Linked DNA regions of Homo sapiens: region 2 is linked to region 1. A link is a loop called in an ENCODE intact Hi-C map of the cell type or tissue named here. Cell type or tissue: PC-3. All regions are shown on one strand. Links, peaks and the distances in the headings refer to the core of each region. The heading gives the core; the rest is flanking DNA. Region 1 overlaps LOC107987083 (a long non-coding RNA gene). Region 2 has its middle 240 kb from the start of PSAT1.

Region 1 (9,445 bases), core at 3,140-7,139:
CACCGTTAACTGATTATTTTTACTTTTTATATCACAGCTATCTCTAAGCAACCTAGCTAGTCCCTCAATGTAAACAAAGCCTTTCAGTCTAATTCTCAGAGAAGCTTCTTGCTTCAATTTTCCTTCATTCTTAAGCCTCAGCATTCTTCTGTCTGGCGTCACCCCTGACTTATCTCAATAACATCTCCTTTCTGAAAGCTCAGGGCATTCACCCATTCAATCACTCTTTCTTTTCTCAGTTACCTGTTACCTACTTCCTGCTTCCTGGCTACCTCTCCATGCCACTCCACACTTTGGCATCTGGATCAGAGTCTTTGTCTCAGCCTGTCTCCTGTCATCATCATGGTCAAATTCAACATCCAGGTTCAATATACTTCCACATTTTGTATTAAATAGTAGCCACACCCAGCCTGGATTCAACTGCCTTCTTCTTTCTGCAATCCCTTTCCATAAGTTCATCCATTTCCATTGCCTCAAACCTCTAATGATGCCCAAATCTCTATCTGTACCCCAAAATAGGCCCCAGAACCTTAGACATAACATTTTCATCTGCTTGATAGCTATATTGGTAGATAATTTGGCATGTCCAAATTAAATGCATCGTCTTTCCTCAATTAACTCTCCAACCCCACCGTTCCCCTTCTCCTGTGTTCCCATGTCATACGGCCCCAGCATTCTCTTCCTCTTAGGGTTCATATCACTGGATTCACTCGAATGTTTCCAAATCCTATAGATTTCCCCCAAGCAATGTCTTTCTTCACTTTCCTGCTGCTGTCATTGGTGTCTCTAATATATTGTCAGCTCCTTAACAGCAATGATTATATTGTGGCCATCTTTGTGTTTGTCACAATACCTAGAACATTGTGAATGGCTAATAAGCATCTGTTAAACTCTGTTCTATAAAATGATTTCTCATGTATTACCAGAAATTGACCCAAGTTTTGGGTCCTGGTGTTTATACAACATAGAAAATGTCTTTTTTTTTTTTAAGTATACAACATTATGGATACAAAATTAGATACGGGGCTTTTGAAGGAGCACACATAAGTGAAGTGCCCTGAAGTTTAAGATTCACTGGCTTCATGGTAATGTATACTTTGGAAATGCAAATGAACCTTCTAATTGAGATGTAAGTTTATTGTAATTTTTTTTTTGGTTTATAAACAACAGAAATTTATTTCTCACAGTCCTAGAGGCTGGAAAGTCCAAGATCAAGGCTCCAGGAGATTCAGTGTCAAGTTAGGGTCCATTTTCTGGTTCATAGATGGCACCTTCTCATTGTGTCTTCACCTGGTGGAAGGAGCACATGAGCTCCCTTGGGCCTTTTTTTTTTTTTTTGTTATATAGGTACGTACATGCCATGGCAGCTTGCTGCACCCATCAACCCATCATCTACATCAGGTATTTCTCCTAATGCTATCCAACCCACACCCCGACAGGCCCTGGTGTGATGTTCCCCTCCCTGTTCAACTCCCACTTATGAGTGAGAACATGCAGTGTTTGGTTTACTCTTGTGTTAGTTAGCTGAGAATGATGGTTTCCAGCTTCATCCGTGTCCCTACAAAGGACATGAACTCATCCTTTTTTATGGCTGCATAGTATTCCATGGTGTATATGTGCCACATTTTCTTTATCTAGTCTATCATTGATGGGCATTTGGGTTGGTTCCAGGTCTTTGCTATTGTGAACAGTGCTGCAATAAACATACATATGCATGTGTCTTTATAGAAGCATGATTTATAATCCTTTGGGTATATACCCAGTAACTGGATTGCTGGGTCAAATGGTACTTTTGGCTCTAGATTATTGAGGAATCACCACACTGTATTCCACAATGGTTAAACTAATTTACACTCCCACCAACAGTGTAAAAGCATTCCTATTTCTCCACATCCTCTCCAGCATCTGTTGTTTCCTGACTTTTTAATGATTGCCATTCTAACTGGTGTGAGATGGTATCTCGTAGTTTTGATTTGCATTTCTCTAATTACCAGTGATGATGAGCTTTTTTTCACATATTTGTTGGCTGCATAAATGTCTTCTTTTGAGAAGTGCCTGTTCATATCCTTTGCCCACTTTTTGATAGGGTTTTTTCTTGTAAATTTAAGTTCCTTACAGATTATGGATATTAACCCTTTGTCAGACAGATAGATTGCAAAAATTTTCTTCCATTTTGTAGGTTGCCTGTTCACTCTGATGATAGTTTCTTTTGCTGTGCAGAAGCTCTTTAATTAGATCCCATTTGTCAATTCTGGCTTTTGTTGCCATTGCTTTTGGTGTTTTAGTCATGAAGTCTTTGCCCATGCCTATGTCCTGAATGGTATTGCCTAGGTTTTCTTATAGGGTTTTTATGGTTTCAGGTCTTAGGTTTAAGTCTTTAATCCATCTTGAATTACTTTTTGCATAAGGTATAAGGAAGGGGTCCAGTTTCAGTTTTCTGCATATGGCTAGCCAGTTTACTCAATACCATATATTAAATAAGGAATCCGTTCCCCATTGCTTGTTTTTGTCAGGTTTGTCAAAGATCAAATGGTTGTAAATGTGTGGTGTTATTTCCGAGGCCTCTGTTCTGTTCCATTGGTCTATATCTCTGTTTTGGTACCTGTACCATGCTGTTTTGGTTACTGTAGCCTTGTAGTATAGTTTGAAGTCAGGTAGCGTGATGCCTCCAGCTTTGTTCTTTTTGCTTAGGATTGTCTTGGCTATTTGGGCTCTTTTTTGGTTCCATATGAAATTTAAAGTAGTTTTTTCTAATTCTGTGAAGAAAGTCAATGGTAGCTTTATGAGATAGCATTAAATCTATAAATTACTTTGGGCAGTGTGGCCATTTTCACCATATGGATTCTTCCTTTCCGTGAGCATGGAATGTTTTTCCATTTGTTTGTGTCATCTCTTATTTTCTTGAGCAGTGGTTTGTAGTTCTCCTTGAAGGGGTCTGTCACATCCCTTGTAAGTTGGATTCCTAGGTATTTTATTCTCTTCGTAGCAATTGTGAATGGGAGTTCACTCATGATTTGGCTCTCTATTATTGGTGTATAGGAATGCTTGTGATTTTTGCACATTGATTTTATATCCTGAGACTTTGCTGAAGTTGCTTTTCAGCTTAAGGAGATTTTGGGCTGAGACAATGGGGTTTTCTAGTTTATTGTAATTTTCAACCCTAACATCTTCTACTAAAGTGATGCCTTGTACAGTCAATGATATACTAAAATCAAAACTTCTATTTTTTTAAACAACTACTGTTTTTATTTTTTTCCATAGGTTATTGGGGTATAGGTGGTGTTTGGTTACATGAGTAAGTTCTTTAGTGACTTATGAGATTTTGGTGCACTAATCACCCGAGCATTATACACTGTAGCCTATCTATGGTTTTTTACCCTTTCCCTTCTCCCAACCCTCCCCACAAGTCCCCAAAGCCCATTGTATCATTCTTATGCCTTTGCATCCTCATAGTTTAGCTTCTACATATCAGTGAGAACATGTGATGATGGTTTTCCATTCCTGAGTTACTTCACTTAGAATAATAGTCTCCAATCTCAGCGAGGTCACTGCAAATGCCATTAATTCATTCCCTTTTATGGCTGAGTAGTATTCCATCATATATACATATATATACCACAGTTTCTTTGTCCACTCGTTGATTGATGGGCATTTGGGTTGGTTCCACGATTTTGCAGTTGCGAACTGTGCTGCTATAAACATGCACGTGCAAGTATCTTTTTCATAAAATGACTTATTTTCCTCTGGGTAGATACCCAATAGTGGGATTACTGGATCAAATGGTAGTTCTACGTTTAGTTATTTAAGGAATCTCCACACTGTTTTCCATTGTGGTTGTACTAGTTTACATTCCCATCACCAGTGTAGAAGTGTTCCCTGATCACTACATACACACCAACATCTACTGTTTTTTATTTTTTGATTATGACCATTCTTGCAGGAGTAGGATGGTATCATTTGTGGTTTTGATTTGCATTTCCCTGATCATTAGTGATGTTGAGCATTTTTTCATATGTTTGTCGGCCATTTTTATATCCTCTTTTGAGAACTGTCTATTCATGTCCTTAGCCCACTTTTTGATGGGATTGTTTTTTTTCTTGAGGATTTGAGTTTGTTGTAGATTCTGGGTATTAGTCCTTTGTCAGATGTATAGCTTGTGAAGATTTTCTCCCACCCTTTGGGTTGTCTGTTTACTCTGCTGACTGTTCCTTTTGCTGTGCAGAAGCTCTTTAGTTTAATTAAGTCCCGGCTATTTATCTTTGCTTTTATTGCATTTGCTTTTGGGTTCTTAGTCATGAAATCCTTGCCTAGGCCAATGTCTAGAAGGGTTTTTCCAATGTTATTTTCTAGAATTTTTATAGTTTCAGATCTTAGATTTAAGTCATTAATCTATCTTGAGTTGATTTTTGTAAAAGGTGAGAGATGAGGATCCAGTTTCATTATCCTACATGTGGCTAGCCAATTATCCCAGCACCATTTGTTGAAAAGGGTGTCCTTTCCCCACTTATTTTGTTTTGTCAAAGATCAGTTGGCTGTACGTATTTGGATTTCTGGGTTGTCTATTCTGTTCTATTGGTCCATGTGCCTATTTTTATACATGTACCACGCTGTTTTGGTGATTGTGGACTTATAGTTTGAAATCAGGTAGCATGATGTCTCTAGATTTGTTATTTTTGCTTAGTCTTGCTTTGGCTATGTGTGCTCTTTTTTGGTTCCATATAAATTTCAGAATTGTTTTTTCTAATTCTGTGAAGAATGGTGGTGGTATTTTGATGAGGATTGCATTGAATTTGTAGATTGCTTTTGGCAGTATGGTCATTTTGACAGTATTGATTCTATCTATCCATGAGCATGGGGTGTGTTTCCATTTGTTTGTGTCACCTATGATTTCTTTAAGCAGTGTTTTGTAGTTTTCCTCATAGAAGTCTTTCACCTCCTTGGTTAGGTATATTCCTAAGTTATATTTTTTTATTTTATGGCAGCTATTGTGAAAGGGTTTGAGTTCTTGATTTGATTCTGTTTGGTTGTTCTTGGTGTATAGAAGAGCTACTTATTTGTGTGCTTTAATCTTGTGTTCAGAAACTTTGCTGAATTCTTTTATCAGTTCCAGGAGTTTTCTGAAGGGGTCTTTAGGGTTTTTGAGGTGAGCAATCATATCATCAGCAAACAGTGACAGCTTGACTTCCTCTTTACTAATTTGGATGCCATTTCTTTCTCTTGTCTGATTGCTCTAGCTAGGACTTCCAGTACTGTGCCAAAGAGGAGTGGTGAGAGTGGGCATCCTTCTCTTGTTCCAGTTCTCAGAGGGCATGCTTTCAACTTTTCCCCATTCAGTATTACGTTGGCTGTGGGTTTGTCATAGATGGCTTTTATGACATTGAAGTATGTCCCTGGTATGCTGATTTTGATGAGCGTTTTAATTATAAAGGAATGCTGGATTTTGTCGAATGGTTTTTCTTTATCTACCGAGATGATCATGTGATTTTTGTTTTTAATTCTGTCTATGTGGTGTATCACATTGATTGACTTGCATATGTTAAACCATCCCTGGCATGAAACCCACTTTATCGTGGAGGATTATCTTTTTGATATGTTGTTGGAGTCAGTTAGCAAGTATTTTGTTAAGGATTTTAGCATCTATGTTCATTAGGGATATTGGTCTGTAGTTTTCCTTTTCAGTTAGGTCCTTTTCTGGTTTTGGTATCAGGGTGATACTGGCTTCATAGAATGAATTAGTGAAGGTTCTCTCTTTATCTTGTGGAATAGTGTCAATAGGATTGGTACCAATTCTTTGACTGGTAGAATTCTGATGTGAATCCATCTGGTCCTGGACTTTTGTTAGTAATTTTTTAATTACCATTTCAATCTCGCTGCTTGTTATTGGTCTGTTCAGGGTATCTAATTCTTCCTGATTTAAGCTAGGAGAGTTGTATTTTTCCAGGAATTTATCCATCTCTTCTAGGCTTTCTTACTTATGCACATAAAGGTGTTCATAGTAGCCTTGAATGATCTTTTGTATCTCTGTGGTATCATTTGTAATATTTCCCGTTTTGCATCTCATTGAGGTTATTTGGATTTTCTAGCTTCTTTCCTTGGTTAATCTTGCTAATGGTCTATCAATTTTGTTTATCTTTTCGAAGAACCAGCTTTTTGTTTATATTTTGTAATTTTTATTGTTTCAATTTCATTTAGGTCTAATCTGATCTTGCTTATTTCCTTTCTTCTGCTGGGATTGGGTTTTGTTTGTTCTTGTTTCTCTAGTTCCTTGCAGTGTGACCTTAGATTGTCAGTTTGTGCTCTTTCAGTCTTTTTGATGTAGGCATCTAGGGCTATGAACTTTCCTATTAGCACCGCCTTTGCTGTATCCCAGAGGTTTTGATAGGCTGTGTCACTATTGTTGCTCAGTTTGAAAAATTTTTAAATTTCCATTTTGATTTCATTTTTGACCCAATGATCATTCAGGAGCAGGTTATTTAATTTCCATGTATTTGCACGGTTTTGAAGGTTCCTTTTGGGGTTGATTTCCAGTTTTATTCCACTGTGGTCTAAGAGAGTGATAAAATTTCAATTTTCTTAAATTTATTAAGGCTCATTTTGTGGCCTATCATATGGTCTACCTTGGAGAAAGTTCCATGTGCTGTTGAACAGAATGTGTATTCTGCATTTATTAGATGGAATGTTCTGCATATATCTGTTAAGTTCATTTGTTCCAAGGTATAGTTTAAGTCCATTGTTTCTTTGTTGACTTTCTGTCTTGATAACCTGTCTAGTGCTGTCAGTGGAGTACTGAAGTCCCCCACTATTATTCTGTTGCTGTCTATCTCATTTATTAGGTCTATTAGTAATTGTTTTATAAATTTGGAAGCTTCAGTGTTAGGTGCCTATATATTTACGATTGTGATATTTTGCTGTTGGGCAAGGCCTTTTACCATTATATAATGTCCCTCTTTGTATTTTTTTAACTGCTATTGCTTTAAAGTTTGTTTTGTCTGATATAAAAATAGCTACTCCTGCTCACTTTTGGTGTCCATTTGTATGAAATGGCTTTTTCCACCCCTTTTAAGTTTATGCGAGCATCACCAACCCCTGAGACTTAGTCACAATTCTGGACAAAGGAGAAGTCAGGGAACAAGTGGAATTGACTGAGACAAATTTTTTGTCATGCCAGAGTAACACAGTCATGTGTCACATAATAACATTTGGGTCACTGGCAGACCGAGTATACAACAGTGGTCAAATAAGATTGTAATGGAGCATATATTGAAACCTGACTTAGGCAGTTGATATTGACGTTGGTGATCAAGTAGGAGAAATGACTGATATTCAGTAATGATGCTGGGATATTTGATTTGCCATATGAAAAAAATGTATATAAATAAAAATATACTATCTAGGTTTGTGTAAGTACATTCTGATGTTCACATGAAAAAAAACACCTAATGACACATTTCTTAGAATATATCCCCATTGTTAAGCGGTATATGACTGTACAAGTTGAACTTCAGAAAAAAATAAGAAATATATGTTTCTTGCATACTATTATTCATACCCATTCAAGCGCTTACACAGCCTTAGAATTACATATTAAAGTTAGTCCAAATTTAAGGCATTAATGCCAGAAAAGTCATTTCAGAACTAGTAAAGAGGAGCCTCATTAGACCCCTCCATGTTTAACTGTACAGTTGGTTTCCTTTTAAAATACTTATGGCTGAAAACGTGGTCTGGGATAGGCTTTCTTCACTGGGAAGATGTACATTAGTGGAGGTTAGCACCTTGCCAACGTGGCCATTCTTTTCAAAATTCAGAGATATGTAGGTCTTTCCCTGCTAAACCACAAATCTAAAGACTGGAAAAAACTGATCAGCAAATAATTCTGCAAAGAAAACAGCAGTCTATTCTAGGTCAGATTTCGGTGACAGATATGCTTACTTTTGCTGGATAAGCACCAATAAATTATCTTTTTGGTAATGCACGGAAATGATTACCTTGTATAAATGTCATCCACCTAGATTTGTACAGGACAAAAGGGGAGATTCATTAATAAGAGAAAATTAGACATAGAAGACAACCCAATACGGAGAGATAAATGAGATATAATGCTGGCCAATCTACTGTGTACCATTTACAAAGAAGAATGGGCACTTGGTTTTAAAAATATAATTTCCCTACTTATTTTTTTCTATTTTGCAAAGTGCACCAAAGCACCGTTCAGCCATATTCCCATGACACTAATAGAAGAAAGAAGAGCATAGGAAAGTGATAATAATACAGCTGGACTTTGCTTTTATCTTCACGCCTTTCATCCAAGGATGTTTCTGCCCTTAAATAATAATTGATTAAACCTCACAATATCCCTACTGAAGGTATCTTCTGAGGGGCCCAGACAGAAGCAGAGAGAAATGGCAGGGATTGGATCACCCAGGTTCAGGCCACAGGGCTCTAACAGAGCCAGAAGCAGACCCAAGAGAAGCATCTCCCATCAACCACTTTTAATCACCTGGAAATGGCCAGGGCCCTTGAGATCGTTAGCCAGGCTACCTCCATTTTGGCATGAGCTATATTTTGTATTTAATTATTTTCAGGCCATCCACCTTTGACAGCTGTTCTTCTAAAAAATGGGACTAGAGAATTGTGAAAGGCTTGCCTATGGCCTCCAACAAGTGTCACTTCTCAGGATTGCTGCGGAGAGCCTGCAGGTAGCACATATCAAGTACAGTTCAGTAATTGGGGGGCTGCCGGAGAAGTACTTTCATGCTGACTAATTAATCTCTAGTAATTAGCACTCAGATGTAACAAGTGCAGTATTTAAGGGTCATAGCAAGGGAAATAAAATCTGCTCTTCAAAAATTTTCTCAAGAGTTTGATTGCCTTCTTTCAGATAAATAAGAGGATCCATCCACTCAGGCACAGAAACTGGAATAAAAAAGTTACTTCATATGCCCAATGCTAAACACTGCCCAAAATTACCTCCAAATAGTAATACTTGGTCTAATTCCTTTAAAATCTGAGCAAAAGTTATAGACTCCTTATTAAACTGGAAAAGACTTCAGAAATCATCTAGCCCAACTTTTTCTTCCTACAGATAAGGAAATAGAGGCCAGAGAGGTAAAGAAACTTTCCCAGGCCCCTGAAGCTGCTTGGGGCAAAGCTCCAGCTGGACCGAGGGTCACCAGGTCTGGAGTTTCACCATATCCCCTGTTTTCCTACATCAACAGGGGTCTGGATGCTGCTCAATGCTCAGCAACCTTACACACTGCATTTGAGAAACCGCACCTGCGCTGGTCCCTGGCCAGCTGCCGTGAGATCAGGACAAAGTCCGCCTGGCGCCCTGCTTCATCTCCCTCATCTAGGGCTCCTATGCCTCATCTTTGCCCTCCTATGCCTCCAGCCTCACCATCCAGCTCTTACACCCTGTGTCTCCTTCCTGCAGGTCCCCACTCTCAGA
Region 2 (9,445 bases), core at 1,812-5,811, 82 kb before region 1:
AAATCCCCCTACCCATGGCAGCTCCTGTTAGTAATTTTCCATGTACTGAGCCCTTCACTCTGTTTCTAAAGCCCCAGCTATCTTTGCTGTGTTCAGAGTTGAGCTCAGTCACTCCTCGATTGCAGTAGTCTCCCCTGCGCTGCCACAGGCTTGAAGAAAATACATCTCGCCATCTTTAACAAGTGTACAGTGAATAAGTTTTCATTAACTGTACTGACTCCAGTTACCTTACTGGCTTGAACAGCGTCAAAAAGTAACAAGACAACTGCCTCTATTTCTTGTGTCTGTGGTTTTGTCAAGGCTGTTTTATTCCACTGTTGTCAAGTACATTTTTAATTTTCTCATTCTTTTTTGTTGTTTGAATTAAGGGAAAAGAGGGAAAAGATTTGAAAAAAAAAAAACATTTTAAAAACATTACAAAGGGACTGAGGGAAAGGACCAATTAGTATGCATGACAAAGAAAGGCTCTGCATGAAAGGCTGGGGAGGAAGAGAAAGGAAAGGGCTCGGGGAGGGAGAAGAGAAATGAAGCGGGTTTAGCCAAGTCAGGCTTATGTACTAAATGTTATAGCTTTATAAATTCCCAGAAGTGCAAAAAAGATCTTAGTGTATATAATGCTTTAAAAAGTCACAGAAGGAAAAAGGAAATGAATTCAACTCACTTGCTTTCGGGGCTGTCTTAAAAAAAAAAAAGAGGCAGGTAAATGCTGCTAACAGAGCTCTTTGCAATGTTTCAAAATGAATAAATAAAACCTTCCCTGCCAACATTTTTTTATTATTATGTCTGTCTCTGACTTTTTAAATGCTTTCCTTAAAAATGTTTTCATGCTTCCTTTTCCCTCAACGTTTTACAGTTCGCGTTCTTAAATTTCACTGGAGACCTGCATATCAAGTCGCATCTTGCTGATTTGATAGCTGCTTTTACGCAGCCCAGCGGAAGGCAATGCCTTAGCATCACTCTTGCTGGGAAGAGAGTTTATTAGCAAGGCCTCCCCGGCTTGGCTGGCAGGAGGACATGCTAGGAAGGCCAGACTAGGCTTGGTCTGGCCCAGGGGCCAGCCAGCAGGTGACTGGCTCAGGCGGAGCAGGCCACTCAGCGGTGACCTTCAGTCTCATAGCAACAACAAAGGAAATCACCTCTTTCCCCAAACATCATTAGAGACCCTTGCTTTTCCACCCAGGTTGGAAGAGAGGAAGGGAAAGTGGACAGAGGCAGGAGAAGAAAAATCCTTGTTTTGCAATCCTAGTAATTAGTCCTAGAGGATTTCTCCAACTGCTACTGCTGGCAGGAAGGCCTAGAAAGTGGAGTCGTCAGGCTCACTGCACCGGCCACCGCAGTGCCGGCTCCCTACTTGAAATTCAAATGAGAGCTGCTCTGACCTTTCCTGTCACATATTTTATTTCAGAGACAGTTTACAAGGCCTCTCCACCATGCAGGTCATGTTTTAGTTTAAACAGAAATACTCTCGTAGGTGTTAGATGCGAGTTAATGATTACACTGAAATCATCCTAATTAGGCTCTGTTGTTACACACTGCCCTTTGGGGGCTGCCGCTGTTGTCACATAAAGTATTTTGTAGAAAAATAATTGGTCTGAGCTCTCTTTCTCCCTCTTTTCGCACACCCATCCACTCTCTTCCTCTTTTTTCAAAAAAAAAACAAAACAATAATTATTATTGATCTTTCAGCACTTGATTGGGAAGATCATTCACCTCTCGGTCCCTATGATCCTTCAGGAAGGCCTTAGGCTGTCAGCGGCTGCCGAGGGAGGTCACCTCCGCTGGTCGTTTGGCAGCATAGGCCTGCGTCACTTCATCAGGGGGGAAATGAGAATTAGATCCCTATTAGAGTTCCTCCAAAGCAGCCTTACACTTTTTGTTTTATTCTGCTCTGTTTTGGGGGGAGCCCCCAAGAGGAACGGCTGACTTATTCCAAGAGGCTTGTCACCTTCCTGCACTGTGCACTGGTATGAGGAATGATTCAGTGCAGTGGGTGGTGCTCATGTCTCTGTATAATTTCTTTGTCATTTACCTACATCTATATACATACACCATGCACAGTTCACTCTCCAGCAATTTTATATCTTGTTACCGCCAGGATAATCCAATATTGACTTTTTTCCCTCTCAACTTTTCTTTGTTTCTTCTCATTTACCCTCAATAATTGACCCAAATGCCTTACAGAAAAAAGCACTTAGCTATTTAAAGGGATATACTTAACACTAGAGGAAGAGGAAACAAATTTGGGGAAAATGAACAGGGTTTATTCTGAAAAATGGACAATGCTGATGAAGATAAAATGGACCATCACTTGGAGAAAAAAAAAAAACAAAAAAACAAATTTTGTCCTGAACTTCTGACAGTTAAAAGTTGGCTGAAGAGTTGAAAGGAGAAAGGAAGAGGCTTCAAACGAAGAGGCAAAGATTCAAGCTGGGAAGGGTGTGCTAACCTAATACCAGGAGTAGGCTGAGTGCTTAACATCCTTTCCTACAATTGAGAGTCCTGACTACACTTTTTAAGGTTGTTTCCAATCATAAAAGTTTTGGAAAAAGTTATCCCAAGGCCAACTGTCTCAGCCACTTTAAATCTAGATTCAGTGTCATCAGAGAATTTGGGAAACAAAAAATTTTAATGAAGTTTATGCAGCAAAAAGTTGTCTGAGGCAAGTTGGCAAGAAATTTTCTCATCCTGATTTTTAAAAAAAGTGTAAAGAATCAACAAAATTATAAAAACATCACTACTGTTTACCTACCTTAAACATTCAGAATGTCTAGGATTTGCTGTCTGGACCAATAATCCTTTCCACTCAAAGTGTGGTTCACAGACCAGCAGTGCCAGCCTCACCTGGGGGTTTGTCAGAAATGCGGAATCTCAGGCCCCACCCCAGATGTGCAGAATCAGAATTTTTACTCTAACAAAATCCCCAAGTGATTCACGCATGCATTCAGTCTGAGACGCTTATTATACTATATTCTTACCTTCAGAGGCCCAGGACATTTTTCTCCCCCTTAAAGATTCCCTGACTCAACTTGAGTCCTGTGAAATCCACCTTACATTTCATGCCACCATGGGGAGAGACATATGAGCTCTGACTCCTCACTCGGTTTCCCCAAGAAGAGGAAAAGTATAAGACACAGACATTAATTGGGTTTTCAAGAAAAAAAAAAGAGTAGTACTGAAAACTTCCTTGAGAAATATGTTGTTGTAATGTTTTGCTTTTATTTTCTTTTGACATTGGGAAGGTTGGGGTGGGTTACAGGGACAGGATTCAGGGAGCCTTGAATCCCTTTGAAGGAAGTCATAAAAATTAAAATACTAAGTTAGAGACCTTTTGTTCTTTTTCTCTTTACTTAAGAGCTAAAGTAAGTTGTCAGTCCACAAAAACCCTTGCTATATGAATAAACATTCCACCGGCAATGCTAAACATTCAATTAATGTCCTATGCAAGTATGAAAGAACTAGTTTCTCACTGGTTTGATTAGCTTACATCTTGTTAGGATTTAGTTTTAGAGGTTTTATATACACACACACACATCGATATATGTATATGTATATATACTGTGCCTATATATATATGGTAAAGACACTTGCTGTCTCTCCTAAACAATTAAAAGCAAGTTTATTTCATGACCCCCACCAACCTTAGACTGCAGCCTGGCAGCCTCATGCCTGCCAAGGCCTCCAACTGCAGTGTTTGTTGGCAACACCTTTGTCACTGCCTAAACAAGGCATCAATAATTAAATTCCCATTTATAAAAAGAGGAAATTATTCATGCCATCAGCACTCCCCATCAATAACAGGAGGAAACCTAACTATCTCATTACCCCATCACACTGTGTGCAAACAGAACTGCCCGTTGTTGACAATAAATATTTGATAAGTGAGGAAACAGGAAGGATAAACCAAGGGTGCAGAGTGGAGCTGCACAGTTGCCAGGAGACTTGGCCTCGGTGACTGTGGTTTACCTCCCAGGTCATCCTGGAGATGCCTCCTGGATTAGCTGCAAACTGACCACAGCTGAATGAAAAGCAGGCCATGTGCCTGCTTCTGAATCACACAGCCTTTCTATCTTTATTCATGTCTAAAAATATAACAAATCTTGGTTCTCACTTTTCTTCCTTTGCTTTCTCAATACACTCCTAGAGAACTTTCTCAATCAAAGTTTTAAAATACGCTATTGTATTTGAAATATTCTACTATGCCTCAACATCCCAACTGGAAGTTTAGTGAAAAATGGACTGACCAAGTGGGTGGGCACTCAGGATTCAAGCTCAGCTTTCCCGCGGACCTGCTGGGAAGCCACGGGTAAGCTGCTTTATCTCTCTGTGCCTCAGTTTCCTCAAGTTGAAATTGAGATATTTGGAAAAGCTGATTTCTCTTTCAGCTCCTAAAAATAAAATGTTTCTTTTCATGGAAAGCCTTCCCTCATAATAATTTTTTAAAATACAGGAAAATCATAAGTCACCCCAAAGGAAAGATGCAGTGTAATTTTCAGTTTGGTACTAGCTTTGCTGCTGACCTTGGATAAATCATTAACCCCAGCCCCTACGTTTCTCCACTCTGTTGCATAGAGATAATGCCGATTATTTTCTTTTGCAAGGTTATTCTCTATTTCTACCCCTATCTATTTTCCACCCTACTCAGTCCTCCTTGGTATCTTTGGAAGCAGACACCATCACCCATGCTCCCCTCCTTTCTAACTTCCTGTTGGACTGGGCCAGTGGAAGTCTCCACCAAGAGACTGGAAGGCAAGAGTTGAGAGATGCTAGGATATTTCTTCGCCACTCCATCCCTGTTTCTGCAACCCTTCTGGGACAGCAGTCCTGTCTTTCCCTAACTAAAGCTCCCACCAGATGGTCCCTTGCCACAGCTCCTGTTCTCACTGGGCTCTGGAAACCTATTTCCTCCCCTTTCCCCCTCACCCCCAGGCATAGGAACAGCTTCCACAGTGGCCAGCCTCTGGTTTCTTTGTCTCTGCTCACATCTCTGTAAGTATGTGTTTCAGTAAAGCCCCCTATTCAAGCTACCAAAGCTCAGTTCCATTTAAAGACAAAACTCTGAGTGATACCCATAGTAAATATTAAGAATAATCCATCTAAAATACTTCTGGTGATGTATTAGTTCCTTAAGGCTGCCATAATAAAGCACAACAGACTGAATGGTGAAAGCAACAGAAATGTATTTTCTCATGGTTCTGGAGGCTGGAAGTCCAAGGTCAAGGTGTTGACAGGGTTGTTTCTTCTGAGGCCTCTATATTAGTCTGTCCTCACCCTGCTATAAGGACATACAAGAGACTGGGTAATTTATAAAGGAAAGAGATTTAATGGACTCACAGTTCCACATGGCTGGCGAGGCCACAATCATGGTGGAAGGTGAAGGAGGAGCAAAGGCATATCTTACATTGTGGCAGACAAGAGCGTGTGTGCAGGGGAACTGCCCTTTATCAAACCATCAGGTCTCATGAGACTTATTCACTATCACGAGAACAGCACAGGAAAACCTGCCCTCATGATTCAATTACCTCCCACCAGGTCCCTCCTACCACACTTAGGGATTGTGGGAGCTACAATTCAAGATGAGATTTGGGTGGGGGCACAGCCAAACCATATCAGCCTCTTTCCTTGGCTTGTAGATGGTCACCCTCTCCCTGTGTCTTCACATCATTTTTCTTCTGTTGTGTCTGTGTCCTAACCTCCTCTTCTTATAAGAACATCAGTCAGATTGGATTAGGATCCACCCCACTGACCTAATTTTAACTTAATCACCCTTTAAAGACCCTTAACATTCTGAGGAACTGGGAGTTAGGACTTCAATGTATTAATTTGGCAGGGATAAAATTCAGCACAAAAGGTACTTTCAATATAATTTCAGCAGGGACTTTCAACATAATAAGGCCACAAGTTTTTAAGAATGAAACCTGGCAGTATTTCTCACATATCCTTCAAGAGAGGTCTCCCAGATCATAAACCTAAACCACAACTAATAGCCATGCTATTCACGGGGTATGTGGTACCAGACATAAGCTCCAACCAAACAATGGTGACAATGTAGTACTGACTTTACCCACCTCAACCAGAGGAATCTGTGACCAGAATGGGAGCATGCCAGGCGGGAAAACATTAATTGGGAGGCAGAAGATGGGAGGTTCTGGCTGAGTGGCCTTGACTATCACTCAACATTTCAGAACCTCCATTTCTGCATTCATAAAATAATAATATCAACCACCTCATGAGGTTATTAAAAGAATCAAAGGAGACAGTAGATGTAAAAGTCCTTTGCAAACTTAAAATACTGTCCTGTAGAAATAATACACTTGTCCTAAGTTCAATTGTTATGTTTTCTGTTTTTTAGAGTATGAAGAGTTGAAAGACAATAAGCCCTTTGAAATCAGGAAACTTTTGTCATACGCTATTTTTATTCCTTCCACAGCTCCTAGCTGAGCACACAGTGGGTTTTCAATATATATTCATTGAAGTAAGTTTTCATCAGTGCAGTGCTTATCTATCTTCTTTTAATTAAAAACAAAAACATTGAGCAAACGCACCCAGTTCTAGAAGATGAAACTAGATATATCTATTAGTTTGCCCATTAAGTCAAGTTTATGAGAACTTCTCCACATTTTTGCCTATGTCTTTTAGTAATCAAAACACACCAAGACATTTAGGATGCATTCTGAAAATCATTTATCAATATTATTTCCAGGGGCCATTATGTATGGTCCATGATCCTTGTCTGAAGATGGGAGAACTTCTTCAGTTTCCTGATACAGTAGTCTCCCTTTATCCATGCGGCATATGTTCCAAGATCCCCAAGAGATGTCTGAAACCTCACATAATACTGAACCCCATATATTCTATGTTATGTTTTTACTTATACATACATACCTATGATAAAGCTTAATTTATAAATTAGGCACAGTAAGAAATTAACAATAACTAGTAATAAAATAGAATAATTATAACAATGTACTGTAATAAAAGTTATGTGAATGTGGTCTCTTTCTCTCTAAATATCTTATAGTACTGTACTCACGCTTCTTCCTGTGATGATGTGAGGTGATAAAATGCCTACATGATGACATGAAGTAAGGTGAATGACATAGGCATTGTGAGGTAGGGTTTAAAACTTATGAATTGTTTATTTCTGAAATTTTCCATTTAATACCTTCAGATCAAGGTTGACCTCAGGTAACTGAAAGCAACAAAAACAAAACTGCAGAGAAGAGGGACTACTGTAATTAGATGGAACTCTCAATGTAATTGGAGTTTGACCCGATAACAGCTCCATCCTCTAATCAACATATCATGGGTTCATGCCTACTCTGAAATTTTACTTTAAGGAAGACTGCGTTTTGCATCATTTTTACATTATACTAAGTGACTACTGAATGCTGGAATCCTAATTCTTCTTCAAATGCTTGAATAATAAAAAGTGTTATAAGAAATACCAAGGAAGTCTAACTAGAAGTAGAAATTATTGGATAATGAATAATGGGAATTATAAATTGGGATTTTTTTACTTAAGAAATACTTTCTTGAGTCTTTTGATCTTCACTTGATCTCTTTTTACAAATCCCTTAATTTCAATTCAATGTCACTCACCCAGAGCATTATAGTAGATAGTCTTTCCTTGAGTTAGGGCTGGTTTCTTTATAAATTACCCAGCCTCAGGTATTCCTTTATGGCAAGTTTGCCCAACCCATGGCCCATGGGCCTCATGTGGCCCAGGACAGCTTTGAATGAGGCCCAACACAAATTTGTAAACTTTCTTAAAACATTATGAGTTTTTTTTGTGAATTTTTTTGTGGCTCATTGGCTATCATTAGTATTAGTGTATTTTATGTGTGGCCCAAGACAATTATTCTTCTTCTAGTGTGGCCCAGGGAAGCCAAAAGTTTGGAAACCCCTGCTTTATGGGGACATAAAAAGGCCTAACACAATAAGAGACATATTCTATAAAAGGGATGGATTGGTCTGGCTCTTTCCAGCTCTCACATTCAATGCTCCTGTGAGGCCATCAGACCCTCCAAGCCCTTAGGCTACATACATTCTAAAACAGGAAGGAACCTGAAAGACCATATTTTCTTTTTTTTTTTTCTTTTTTTTTTTTTATTATACTTTAAGTTTTAGGGTACATGTGCACATTGTGCAGGTTAGTTACATATGTATACATGTGCCATGCTGGTGCGCTGCACCCACTAACTTGTCATCTAGCATTAGGTATATCTCCCAATGCTATCCCTCCCCCCTCCCCCCACCCCACCACAGTCCCCACAGTGTGGTATTCCCCTTCATGTGTCCAGGTGATCTCATTGTTCAATTCCCACCTATGAGTGAGAATATACGGTGTTTGGTTTTTTGTTCTTGCGATAGTTTACTGAGAATGATGATTTCCAATTTCATCCATGTCCCTACAAAGGATATGAACTCATCATTTTTTATGGCTGCATAGTATTCCATGGTGTATATGTGCCACATTTTCTTAATCCAGTCTATCATTGTTGGACATTTGGGTTGGTTCCAAGTCTTTGCTATCGTGAATAATGCCGCAATAAACATACGTGTGCATGTGTCTTTATAGCAGCATGATTTATAATCCTTTGGGTATATACCCAGTAATGGGATGGCTGGGTCAAATGGTATCTCTAGTTCTAGATCCCTGAGGAATCGCCACACTGACTTCCACAATGGTTGAACTAGTTTACAGTCCCACCAACAGTGTAAAAGTGTTCCTATTTCTCCACATCCTCTCCAGCACCTGTTGTTTCCTGACTTTTTAATGATTGCCATTCTAACTGGTGTGAGATGATATCTCATATTTTCTATTCCACATATTTTGTGATGAAGAGACTCAGAGAGATTAGCTTTGGCTGGATTTCTCATAAGGGACTATGTGTCAGGCATGGGCCTGGAGTGAGAACAACACCCCTGAGTATGGCCAGGCCTCTCCTCACTACATGCCCAGCCCATGTTGTCACCCATCTCATTATTTTACCCATGAGTTCCTTAACCCAGGATTCTAAAAATTAACTCATGCATGGCTAGATTTAAAAAAGTGATCTGAAAGACCAAAATGCAAGTTTTCTGAGGGCCCAAATCTTGTCTTTTTTTTTTCTTGTTAGTTGGATATATTTCTCAACCTCACCTTAACCTTTTTCTGTTTCTCCCAGAAAATCTAGCACTTTGCCTCACACAAAGCAGGTCTTAAAAAAAATAATAATAATGTTGTTTAAAAATGTTGGCTTCACTCAATTTGCAATGATATATTTATCATCATTCTTTCCTCACCCTTAGCATGATTTGACATATGGGTATAGGGAAAGATCACGGAAGAAATAGCTCACCATAAGAAATCTGAATTCCTGGTTATTTCAGAACTCCTATCATATTTTTATGCCCACATGTCTAAAAATAGAAATTAGCTTCCTGAGGGGCCACTGCATCACTG

The links. A loop is a pair of places that touch in the nucleus more often than their neighbours do. Peaks named below come from ENCODE experiments on the same cell type or tissue, not always from the same donor. Only the 100,000 strongest peaks of a DNase experiment are listed, where the experiment ranks them.
Region 2: it touches region 1 in a loop (3-fold over the local background); 1 of 110 quality-filtered maps calls a loop at or near these places.

What each region holds. Positions count from the first base shown.
Region 1 is chr9:78,453,524-78,462,968 of GRCh38, reverse strand. All of the region lies in intron 3 of LOC107987083 (a long non-coding RNA gene), which reads right to left. Among named protein-coding and RNA genes, the nearest start is that of PSAT1, 160 kb to the right of the region's middle. In PC-3, for the core only: no CTCF peak of the experiment used is centred there; no DNase peak of the experiment used is centred there.
Region 2 is chr9:78,534,586-78,544,030 of GRCh38, reverse strand. No RefSeq gene overlaps it. Among named protein-coding and RNA genes, the nearest start is that of PSAT1, 240 kb to the right of the region's middle. In PC-3, for the core only: no CTCF peak of the experiment used is centred there; a DNase peak (open chromatin) is centred at 3,930; H3K27ac peaks cover 912 bases.